2 separate regions of the Homo sapiens genome follow, and region 1 is linked to region 2. Evidence: chromatin contacts called from ENCODE Hi-C or POLR2A ChIA-PET data. All regions are on one chromosome and are shown on one strand. The core of a region is the stretch at or near the end of the contact, and the rest is flanking DNA. Distances in the headings are between cores, read along the strand shown. Region 1 overlaps PLAC9 (placenta associated 9). Region 2 holds the start of ZCCHC24 (zinc finger CCHC-type containing 24).

Evidence for each region. A loop is a pair of places that touch in the nucleus more often than their neighbours do. ChIA-PET counts read pairs that join two places held with the same protein, here RNA polymerase II (POLR2A). Pooled maps may share reads with other maps.
Region 1: a pooled map shows a loop between it and region 2 (5-fold over the local background). The contact joins the enhancer-like site here to the promoter of ZCCHC24 in region 2. A Hi-C loop is called at or near these places in 1 of 168 maps with a recorded cell type or tissue (PC-3) and 7 of 50 pooled maps. POLR2A ChIA-PET finds 5 or more read pairs at or near these places in 2 of 52 experiments (BJ and MCF 10A).

The regions. Positions count from the first base shown.
Region 1 is chr10:80,143,307-80,149,388 of GRCh38, reverse strand. PLAC9 (placenta associated 9) reads right to left here. Exons shown (of 4, transcript NM_001012973.3): 3 at 5,046-5,166; 4 at 4,030-4,489. The coding sequence ends at 4,479. Among named protein-coding and RNA genes, the nearest start is that of PLAC9, 14 kb to the right of the region's middle. Within about 2 kb of position 4,561, at least 12 of the 41 ENCODE cell types and tissues checked have a DNase peak (open chromatin) inside an H3K27ac peak, as active enhancers do; they include PC-3, where a contact is called at or near this core.
Region 2 is chr10:79,441,197-79,447,105 of GRCh38, reverse strand. It overlaps ZCCHC24 (zinc finger CCHC-type containing 24), which reads left to right and starts at 1,482. Exons shown (of 4, transcript NM_153367.4): 1 at 1,482-1,911. The coding sequence starts at 1,666. LOC105378383 (a long non-coding RNA gene) reads right to left here and starts at 865. Exons shown (of 4, transcript XR_946104.4): 1 at 1-865. RefSeq lists silencers at 1,050-1,559, 1,570-1,629.

The sequences.
Region 1 (6,082 bases), core at 3,312-5,811, 700 kb before region 2:
AGAATCAAGAGAAGAGTGAATGTAGAAGAAATTTTTAAAGAAACAATGGCTGAAAACATAATGAAAGACATTAATCTACACATACAAAAAGCTCAATGAATTGTAAGTAGGGTCAACTCAAAGAGACACTCAGTGTGACATTGAAACACATTATAATCATACTGTCCAAAAGCAAAGCAAATCCTGAAAGCAGAAAGAGCCACTGGACACGTACAAGAAATCTTCGATAAGATTAATAGCCAATTTCTCATCCAACATCATGGAAGTGAGAAGGCAATGAGATGACATATTCAGTGTGCTGAAAGGAAAATCTTGGGTGGTCTTGATACTTGTAGATGTTCATCTGTGTCTGAGCATTGAAGAGTTAGGTATTTATCATAGTCTTCACAGTCTGTGCTTGTTTGTACCTATCCTTCTTGGGAAGGCTTTCCAGATATTTGAATGGCTTGGGTGTTGTGCTCTAAGCTGTATCTGCTTAAGGATTCACCCCAAGCCCAATAACACTTTGGTTTTTTTTTAGCCTCATAGAGTTACTGCCTTGATGGTCTTGGACAAGATTCAGGATTCTCTGTATTACCATACAGAGACTCTTGTTCATTCCGTTACTGTCTCCCAAACAAAGGGAGTCCCTTTCTCTGTTCTAAGCCACCTGAAGCTGGGGGTGAAAGGACACAAGCACCCCTGTGGCCACCACCACTAGGACTGCACTGGGTCAGACCTGAAAGCCAGCACAGCACTGGCTCTCACCCAAGGCCTGCAGTTACCACTCCCTGGCTACTGCCTGTGTCTGCTCAAGGCCCTGGGGCTCTACAATCGGCTGGTGGCAGAGCCAGCCAGGCTTGTGTCCTTCCCTTCAGAACAGCAAGGTCCTCCAGGCCCCAGCTGGGCCCAAAGGTGCCATCTGGGAGCCAGCAACTAGGGTAAAAAATCTTAGAAGTCTACCTGGTGTTCTGTTATACTGCAGGTGAGCTGGCACTGAATCCACAAGATGCAGTCCTTCCCTCTCTTGCTTCCGCTTTCCCAAGGCAGAGGTGCCTCACTCCATGGCCACCGCCACCACAGGCCCACAGGGAGTACTGCCAGACTACTGCTGATGTTCTCTTAAGGCCCAGGGAGTCTTCAACCAGCTGGTGGTGAATGCTGCCTGGCATGGGACCCCCCCCTCCAGGGCAGTGGGCGCCCCTCTGGCCCAGGGTAGGTCCATAAATGCCATCTAAGAGACAAGTCCTGGAATTGGCATTCCCAAGAACCATTTGGTGCTTTACTGTCCTGTGGTTGAGCTGGTATCTAAGGTGTAAGACAAAGCCCACTTTACTTTTCCCTCCACTTTTCTCTAGCAGGAATCTTGCCTTGTAACCACCACAGCTGGGAATGTGCTGGCTGAATCTGAACCTGAAACCGACAAGACCGAGTCTCACCCAAGGCCCTCAGCATAGTACCCAGGTATCTCTGCTGGTTATTCAGGGACCAAGGGCTCTTCAGTTAACAGGCAATGAATGCAGCCAAGACTGGGTCCTTTCCTTCAAGGCAGTGGGTTCCCTTCCAGCCCAGGGTGTGTCTAGAATTGTGGCCCAGGAACGAAAATCCTGAACAACATGCTGGCAGACTAAATCCAGCAGCATATTAAAAGCATTATACACCATGACCAAGTGAAATTTATCCCAGGACTGCAAAGGTCATTTAATATATGAAAATCAGGCCAAGCACAGTGGCTCACTCATGCCTGTAATCCCAGCACTTTGGGAGGCCAAGGCGGGTGGATCACCTGAGGTCAGAAGTTCAAGACCAGCCTGGCCAACATGGCGAAACCCTGTCTCTACTAAAAATACAAAAATTAGCCGGGTATGGTGGTGGGTGCCTGTAATCCCAGCTACTCGGGAGGCTAAGGCAGGAGAATTGCTTAAACCTGGGAGGCAGAGGTTGCAGTGAGCTGAGATCGTGCCACTGCACTCCAGCCTGAGCAACAGAGTGAGACTCTGTCTTAAAAAAAAAAAAAAAAAAATCGATGTAATGCATGTAATTAATAAAATGAAAGGGGAAAATCACATGATCATCTCAATTGATGCAGAAAAAGCATTTGAAAAAACCCAACATCCTTTCATGATTAAAAAAACACTCAACTAAGACTAGAAGGAAAATGTCTCAACCTGCTAGAGGGCATCTATGAATAAGCCACAGCTAATATTGCAGGTGGGAATGTAAAATAGTACAGCTGCAATACAAAAGAGTTTGGTGGTTCTTCAAAAAGTTAAACGTAAGAGTTACCATGTGACTCAGCAATTTCATTCCTACATATAGACCCAAAACAAATTAAAAAACAAATATTCACACAAAAACTCATACGGATGTTCATAGCAACATTATTCATGATAGCTAAAAAATGCAAACAACCCAAATGTCCCTCAATTGTCGAATAAATGAATAAAATGTGGGCCAGGTGTGGTGGCTCACACCTGTAATCCCAGCACTTTGGGAGGCTGAGGCGGGTGGATCAAGAAGTCAGAAGTTCAAGACCAGCCTGACCAACATGGTGAAACCCTGTCTCTACTGAAAATACAAAAATTAGCCAGGCGTGGTGGTGTGCACCTGTAATTCCAGCTACCCAGGAAGCTGAGGCAGGAGAATTGCCTGAACCCGGGAGGCAGAGGTTGCAGTGAGCTGAGATCATGCCACTGCACTACAGCATGGGTGACAGAGCGAGACTCTGTCTAAAAAAATAAAAGAATAAAATGTGGTATATTCATACAATGAAACATTATTCATCCGTAAGAAGGAATTAAGTACCGATACATGCTACAATACAGATGGCCCTTGAAAACATTATGCTCAGAGAAAGAAGCCAGATACAGCTAGACTACGTATTGTGTGATTCTACCTACAGTACTACCCCCTTACCTTCAGGGGATAAATTTCAATACCCCTAGCAGATGCCTGAAACCACAATAGTATCTAATCCTATTATACTATGTTTTTTCCTATGCATGCATACCTATGAAGTTTAATTTATAAATTAGGCACCATAAGAAATTAGCAACGATAGCTAAGAATAAAATAGAACAATTAGAACAATATGCCAGCTTCTGTGAAGGGAGAGTTGTGTGAAAAACAACAACCATATGCCAGCAGCACTGCTCTTGCACTTTGGGTCTTGATTAAGAGAAAGAAGTGTTGCTGGAACACAAGCACTGTGATACTGTGGCCATTGATCTGGTAACTGAGAAGGCTGCTAAGTGACTAACAGGCAGGAAGTGTAGACGGCGTGGACCATGCTGGACAAAGGGAGCATTCACATCCGGGGCGGGATGAAGTGGGATGGCAAGAGATTTCATCACGCCACTTAGAATGATGTGCAATTGAAAACTCATATATTGTTTATTTCTGGAGTTTAATATTTTAGGACTGTGGTTGACTGCAGGTAACTGAAACCATGGAAGGTGAAACCACAGATAAAGCCGGACTACTGTATTTAAAATGTCCAGAATAGGCAAGTTCGTGAAGACAGAGATCAGTGGTTTCCAGTGGGGTGTGGGGAGCGGGAATGGGATGTGACTGCTTAATAGATACACAGTTTCTTTCTAGAGAGAGAACAATGTTCTGGAACTGGTGGTGATGACTGCACAACTTCTGAATGTACTGGAAGCCACTGCATTTGTACAATTTTTTTTCTTTTTCTTTTTTTTTTTTTTGAGACAAGGTCTCACTGTCTCCCAGGCTGGAGTGCAGTGGCATGATCATGGCTCACCACAGCCTTGACCTCCAGGGCTCAGGTGATCCTCCCACCTCAGCCTCCTGAGTAGCTGGGACTACAGGCACGTGCCACTATGCCCGGCTAATTTTTGTATTTTTTTGTAGGGATGGGGTTTCACCATGTTGCCCAGGCTGGTCTCAAACTTCTGGGCTCAAGTGATCCTCCTACCTTGGCCTCCCAAAGGGCTAGGATTATAGGTGTAAGCCACCGCCCCCAGCCTTGTACAATTTAAAATGGTTAAAATGATGAATTTTACATTGAATTTCACTTCATAGGAAAAATTTTTAAAAACAACAACAAACCACTTTAATGGACACATAAAATCCCTGGGGGTCTCATTGCAATGCAGATTTGGATTAAACAGTCTGGGTGGGTCCTGAGACCCTGATCCCCTTGCTTTTCACCTATGGCCACATTTTGAGAAGCAAGGCCACTCAAAGGGCCCCCATCTGTGTGAATCAACCCCTGCTCCATCTGCCCCTATAAATGACAGGAGTGGGGGTGTCCCCAGGTCTGAGCCTGGAGGGGGTTGCAGGCTTCCTCCAGGCATGGAAGTGGAGTGAGAGGAGGCTGTAGTTAAACGGGTTACTCTGTCAGCAGACACAGAGGAGACCAGAATAGCTTTTATTTCACATGAAGCTAAGGAAGGAAGTCGAGAGGACAGGGCTGGTTCTGTGGGCGCTGCCTGGCAGGTGCACCACCTCCAACTGCTGGGCTCCAGCTCCAGGGCTCAGAAGCCATCTGAAAGAAAGCAGAGGCCCCCAGTGAGCAAGCTGGGGTGCCGCAGAGTACCTGCCCCCGTGGTGCCCAGCAGTTCCTTCCCTTCCCTCCCCGGCCCCCAGGAACTACTGCGCGCGGGACACAAGGATCAAGGAGAGAGCAGAGTGCAACCCCAACCCTGCCTGATCAGTGGGGACGCCCGTCTTCCCTGCGAGAGTTTTGGGGTGGAACAGGAGTGGCTGCTCAGGGGAAAATTAAAGGAGCTGAGAAGCTCCAGTCGTGAGAAGGCTAATGAAGGAGGCAGTTTCTCCGCGCAGGGGTTGTGCTGAGATGGCATCTAGGGCCGGCTCTTCCAGAACCTCATTTGACACTGGGCGGCAGCCACCGGGTGTGGCAGGTGGGGCGGGGCGGGCGGGGAGCAGGGATGATGCCGTCCCGCTTCCGTCCCCAGGGAGCGCTGGGGCCCTCCCTGCCAGCCAGGCTACACCTGTGCAGTGGAGCAGCCGTCCCTGTCTCGCCTGCCCAGCGCCAGATGACAGCCGCCCAGAGGCTGTCCTCTGCCACCTGCACTGCTCACCTCCGAGAAGGTCGGGAGCGGGGCTGAAGGGTCCCGGGGGCAGGTTCCAGGCCAGCTCCTCCAGCAGGCCCAGCAGGCCTTTCACCTCTGTCCCCAGGTGATCCACGGTCTTCTCTACCATCTAGAGTGGGAAGTGGGGTAAAGTCGAGGACAGAAGTGGTTCCACGTTCCGCTTCATCAGCTAGGTCCTAAGAGAGCAGCTGGCGGTCCAGTGCGGTGCAGTGGGAAAGGACTGGGCGCTAAGTGACCTGGGTTTTCCTCACTCAGGCTCTGCCCCTACCTGCCTCAGTTTCCCCAGATGACAATATCCTAGGGGGCTTGCTCTCTAAGGCTCCTTCTTTTTTGGCACTTAGTCACAGATTTGGATGAAGCGCCTGTAGAATACCTTCTCCCTTTTGGACTTTGCAGCCTGGAGCTCACATTCCTTTTGTTGTTCCGCCCCCTGGTGGTATCTCTGCCAAATGACAGGTTTGGGATTCTGAAATTTACTGAGTTCTTAATGGTTTTTCCCTGTGTATGCCATGGACCCCATTGGCAGTGTGGTGAAGCCTACAGACCTCTTCTCAGAATAATGCCTTAAATGCAAAAAATAAAACATATAGAATTACTAAGGGCACCAATTGCATTAAAATATTATTCAAGTATTAGGCCGGGCGTGGTGGCTCACGCCTGTAATCCCAGCACTTTGGGAGGCCAAGGGGGGCAGATCATCGGAGGTCAGGAGTTCAAGATCAGCCTAGCCAACGTGGCGAAACCCTGTCTCTACTAAAAATACAAAAAGAAGCCGGGCATGGTGGTGCGCGTCTGTAGTCTCAGCTACTCGGGAGGCTGAGGCAAGAGAATCACTTGAACCGGGAGGTGGAGGTTGCAGTGAGCCGAGATCACACCATTGCACTCCAGCCTGGGTGACAGAGTGAGACTCTGCCTCAAAAAAAAAAAAAAAAAAAAAAAAAATTCAAGTATTTAAAATTAAACTTTTTGGCCCAGCATGGTGGCTCACGCCTGTAATCCCAGCACTTTGGGAGGTTGAGGCGAGA
Region 2 (5,909 bases), core at 233-2,732:
GCGACCATAGATGTGGTTAGGTGCCCTGCAGGTGATGTGAGTAACTCGTGGAGTGGGTGGCGGGGAAGAGCTGTCCTTTATGGAATATCTTCCGCTTACCAAACCCAAGCTGGGAAGCACACAAATGTCCCCGGCGGCGGGAGGATGACTGCTCCCATTTTACAGAGGAGAAAACAGGCTTGCTCGCAGAGGTTAGGCGTCATGCAGAGGTCATTCCGCTGGACGGTGGCCAAGCTGGCACTCCAACGCTGGGCGGAATGGCTCCAGAGCCAGACTGAAAGTGGGAGAGGTGACTCGGTCCCAGCCAGGCGGTGAGTTCCTCTGGGCTAGGTCCCCGGTGCTGGCGCAGCAAAGACCACCCGGAGAAAGAGACGGTGAAGGCCCCGGGGCTTCCTGGGGCGTCAGGCGGAGGCGGAGGCGGGGGCGGGGCTCCCTCCAGGCAGTCTTGGACTAGCTGAGTTGTCCCAGCGAGATGGGTGACAGCCGCTTTCCCGAGCTCCCCCGGCCCAGGCTGGTGTCCTGGCGACTCGCCAAGGCACCGGGGCGGGCTAGGGCTGGAGCCGGGGTGGAGGAAGAGGGTCGAGAAGCGAGGCGGGCCCAGAGCAGAAATAGGAGAAGGGGGGGGGGAGGGGGCGGGGAGTCTTTCCTGGGGCAGGAACCCGGGCCCCCCTTGGCGCAGCCGGCCCGCAAAGTGATTCTGCAGATGGAAGGAATTAAGTAGGAGGGGGAGGGTCCGATGGTGATAGCGAGAGGAGGGAGTTAGAAGTGTGTGCGTCTGTGTACACGCGTCTGAGAGAGGAGCGGGAGAGACAGGGAGAAACATCAGACCAGACGGAAATAGAAGAAAGGAGACAAGAAGAGTGAGAGAAAGAGAAGGACATACACACACACACACACACACACACACACACGGAGGGCGCCACATACAAGGACGACGGACACAGGAGACTAGTACTAGTCTAAGAGAGAGAGAAAGAAGGAGTATGAGAAAGGAGGGAAAATAGGAAAGGAAAAGTGAGTGAAAAACAATTGCAGAGGATTTGGAAAGAACGAGACAAGAGCGCTGACGACAGAGGGAGACGAAATTGATTAGGCCGGGGCTGCACTGAGCTCCCGGCAGCTCGGGGAGCTGGGTTGGCCGGGCTGGGACGAGGTGGGGCTTGGGCGGGGCCTCGCATGGGCGGGCCCGCGCCGTGCTGCATATGCAGATGAGCCTCACTCCCCTCTCTCCCCACCCCTGACGGTTCATATTCAACGAGACAGCCAATGCAGGGCGAGGACAGTGCCAGGCGGGGCAGGGAGTGGGCGGCGGGGCATCGTGGACCCCACCCCCGGAGCCGCCGCTGGAGGGGTCAGCCGCGAGGCAGATAGCGGATCGCCGGGCGGGGCGGGACGCAGTGGGCGGGGCGGAGGGGCGGGGCCAAAAGTTTCCTGCCCAACTTTCGCTGCCTCCTTCCACCGCCTGCGCGCGCCGGGGCCGCAGTCGGGGGGAGGCGGCGGCAGCGGCAGCGGCTGCGGGCAGCGCGCGGGGCGCAGGGCGCGGGGCGATCACCGTCGGGGCTCGGGAGGCGGGCAGTGGGCACAGGCTCCCCGGTGCCCGCCCCTCCGCTGCGGAGGGGGGCCGCGAGCGGGCGGCCGGGGAGGGGCCGGCACCGCCGCCACAAAATGAGCCTGCTGTCGGCCATCGACACGAGCGCCGCCTCGGTGTACCAGCCCGCCCAGCTGCTCAACTGGGTCTACCTGTCGCTGCAGGACACGCACCAGGCTAGCGCCTTCGATGCCTTCCGGCCCGAGCCGACCGCCGGCGCCGCACCCCCGGAGCTGGCCTTCGGCAAGGGCCGCCCCGAGCAGCTGGGCTCGCCCCTGCACTCCAGCTATCTCAACAGCTTCTTCCAGCTGCAGCGCGGAGAGGTGGGTGCCCCCGCGCGCCCCCGCCCACCGCCCCACCGCCCCACCGCCCCACCGTGGCGGGCCGTTCCCTGTCTGACCCGCTCTTCCTGGCCTGGCGCGGCCCGGCTCCGCATTGCCGGGCCCGGCTTGGCTTGGCTTCGTTCAACTCTGCCAAACTCGCCGCCCGAAGTCCCCGGGGTGCCGGGTGCGCGTCACCTCCCGGCTGAGCCCGGGCTGGAGCAATGCAGGCCGGGGCGGAGCTCTCCCGCCCCCTCTCCCTGCCAGGGCAGCCCTGCTCCAAAGGGGTTGGGGGAGGGAGTTGAGGAGGGGTTGTCTCCGGATTTTCTTCAGACAGCTGGGGTGCGGCCTGGGCGGGGAGCCCCTTCGAAGTGTCCTTCTCACGCCCAACCTTATCCTCGTCCTGGCCACCGCGGGCTGGGACCGAGAGTGCAGATTCTGCTCGGAGCTCCTCTGGAAGGGCCTAAAATCTTTTCTCCGACCTCTGCGGTTCCCGACCCGAAAGGCACCCTGGAGAGCAGTGACTGCCCAGAGGGCTTCTCCTGCTGTTCTCACTCGGGGACCCCAGATACGTCCTCCAGCTGCTCGCCCTCCCCCAGCCACATAGGAAGTGGTTTCTGAGGGCTTGACCCCACAGACTGCGCTGTCCCCAGCCCTCCCAGCCTCGAAGGAAATGAAAGGGAAATCCTCTTGAGCTCTTGGGAGGGGGGCTAGAAAGGGGGGGGGAGAGGTTCCAGCTGCCCAGCGCCTTCTGCAGAAACCTGGGCCGGCTGTGTTGCAAAGTCTGCCTGTTTGGTGGATTCAGTTACAAAGTTGACTGGGCAGCGCCTCTTTGCCAGCAAGATAAATACACAGATCGCCACCACCTCCCAGCCCTTTTTGAAGAGTCTCCAGGGCCTGCCCAGATACCACTCCTTTCCGTGGGCTGGACTCCTCCCCTCCCTCCATTTACTCCTGCCTCATTTGGGAATTTCAGACACCCATCTGTGGCCTTCACTTCCTCCCCTTGTGGGGGTTTTCTCTGCAAAGATGCAAGAGGTGTGTTCGGGGGAGGACACACATGGGGGTCACTTTCCTTCCAGACCTGGGCACACCGGTGAGTTTTAGGAGAGTCAGAGTCCTGAATGGGTTGGGGAGGAAAGCCTATGTACGCAAGGGTGTGCTGGGGGTAAGAGAGGGAGGCAGAGGGTCGCCCTTGAGTTCAACTCTGCCATTATTTACTAGGGGAGGCATGGACATATAAAATGCTGGCCCAAGGCCAACACTACCCAGGCTGACCTGTTGACCTGGGTGGGTAGAACAGGCGTGGGAGGGGGCTGGGTGCAGAGGAGGAAGATGAGTCTGAAAGTGCACCCTTTGGTGTCAGGCAAAAGCATTTCTATGCCAAAGCTCTTTGTAAACTGTAAAGCATTCTCTCCACGTGAGGAATGGTTCTTGGCTGGGGATCTTTCTTTCTTGTAAGAGACTTTTCTGCCTCTTCAGGGAATTGGCTTCAGGTGACCAGTGACTGGAGGACCGTTTGTGGGGTGTTTCTTTGGTGCATGCGTCTTTTCAGTTGTTTGTTCTCTTACCAAACATTTGTTGAGCTCTGGGCAGGACCCGGGGATTCACAGCCACAGGCTAGTGGGGGCCACGGATGAGTAAACAGACAAGGTGATAGAGGGTATGAATGGTGGGTGATTTGATGGGGGTGCTTGTGGGAGCCCCACGGGAGTTTCTCACCCTGGGAGAAGGGTGAACATGACCCACAGGTCAAGTGTGGACCCCTAATCAACCTCTTCTAGCCTCCCTCTGCTCCCCCTACCATGGTGGCATTGTTCCCCACCTGTGGGTCTCCCCTGAGAGGACCTGGGAGTTTGGAACCATCAAGAGTACCCTATAAGAATAGGATGTTGTGCTGCTTTTTGAAAATTTCTGGCATCCAGGATCCCAACCGGAGCTCAGTGAGAACTGCCCTCTGTCACTTCATTGCTGCGTACCTCAGTTTCCCCATAAAGTCACACAGTGTGAAAGGAGCAGGAAAAGGTTATACTGTATAGTGCAGTGGTGGGGAAATGTCTTTCACAACCTGACTTCAGGGAACCCCGTCTCTCTCTGGGCCTTAGCTTACCTATCTGTTAAATTTAGTCTCTGCTACACCCCAGGATGGTATATCTATAGTATTTGAGACCTGTTCAAACAAGAGAGGGCTGGGGGAGTCAAGAGGGGCTTCTCTGATGTTCACAGGCCAGTGGCTTCCTCGGAGGTGATGGAGGGCTGTGCCTGCTGACTTCCGGAAGGCTCTCTTGGCTTCAGGCTCACTCATCCTCACCCCCCACCCACTTTGCCTCCTAAACCCTCTCAAAGCCTCAGCTGTGTTCCTGAGGACAGGCCTTTCCTGCGCCCAGGGCTTAGCTGGTGACCTAATATGGCTCCAAAATAGCAACTGGCTGAGAAGGCAAGAAAAAATACCCCCCACCCCAATGCCACCAAGGGGCTGGTCGGAGAGGAAGCAAGTCGTGTGTGGGCCGGAGGGGACTCTACGGAGGGACCCAGGGGGCCCAGGAGCATCACCATTCTGTGCGAGGCCTGGCAGGCCCAGTGGCAGTGCCTGCGGATGTGACTTGCATGCTGACCACTGACCACGGCCTGTCTGCGCCAACCCCTGTGCCAAGAGCCCACCCCCTCCTGCACCACCCCCAGGCTGCTCCCACCACAATAGCAAAACACCATGAATGCAGCTGGGATTTGAGGGGGGGTGAGGACATGGGGGCACAGAAGCCCATTGTGCCCCTGGAACCTCAGCTCTGGAAGCTGAAGATAAGCCAACGGTTCTGAGTGGCACACTGGCCCTGAGAGCAGAGAGAGAGATGGCAGAGTTCACACCAGAGTTCCTGGTGCAGGAGCAAGCACCAGGAGGTGACTTGGATTCTTGTGGGGACTTCCCAGCTTGTGGTGAGGGTGCCAGGCCAAAGCGGACACAAGCACCTTGCACAGTTTCTTAAAAGGCTTCTGGGTCTACAAACTAGGCCCCGTGAAACCCAGTTTCAAAAACCTGATCTACGGCAACAACGATACATTTTTGGAAAGGGATTCCTAAGGCCCTTGGCTGAGCCCCTTCTCTCTCTCCAGGTACCCAAGGAAGGCAGTTCTTAGATGGAGTAGGGGCTGGGCTGCATGGGGTCTTCCCTGCCAAGTCTTGTTTGGAACTTAAATTCACAACCGTAAAGGGGCTATGGGAGTCATTTCTGGAAAAGCTGAGTTACCTCCTTGTGAAGATGGCCTCTTGGGCCCCTTGAAGGGCTGCCCAGAGCCCCTGCCAGGTAGTCCCTGTACCCTCCAGCCTCCAGGGAGATGTGGCTGTCTCACTCCATTCAGGTAGAATTCTTAGGGCAGCTGTTCTCTTTCCCTCTTTCTCCAGGGACAGACGTAGCTGGAAGGTGTGGCCCTACTGTCAAGAGACCCCCACTTTGTGAATGTTGGGGGAGGGACTTTGTGGTCAAATACATTTGGAAGACACAGTGTCCTTCCTTTCCCTTGGAAACACACAGTGCCCACTAGCACAGGAAAGGCCCTGAGAACTCCTGCAGTGCAAAACCTGTTAACCTTTCTTCAGCTTGACAGTTCCCACACCTATTTGAGCAGAGAACATTTTTGGCTCAGGACACCTGTCAGTGTCCTTCCTGGAAAACCTCTTCATTGTTGGATAGTTCCAACCTTTAGGAAGCTCTTCCTAGAGCATCAGCCTCTGCAGCAATGAACCTCCTCTTTGCTGCTCAGGTCTACCCATTGGAGGTTTGAGAACAGTAGCAAGGGTGTCACAAGGCTTAACAAATGGCCTTTCCCTGGGCCCAGCCCTTCTGTATGGACATGGCCATTAAAACCCTTAGAGGAGTACATACAGTGTCCTCCTTTAAAAGGCCCCAGTCTTGACAGTTTTCCGAGGGTTTGGATGTGCCCTCAACAGACGGAGATAAGCCCACGGGCTGCCTGACCAGTGTGGATGTGTGGAACAAAGCCAC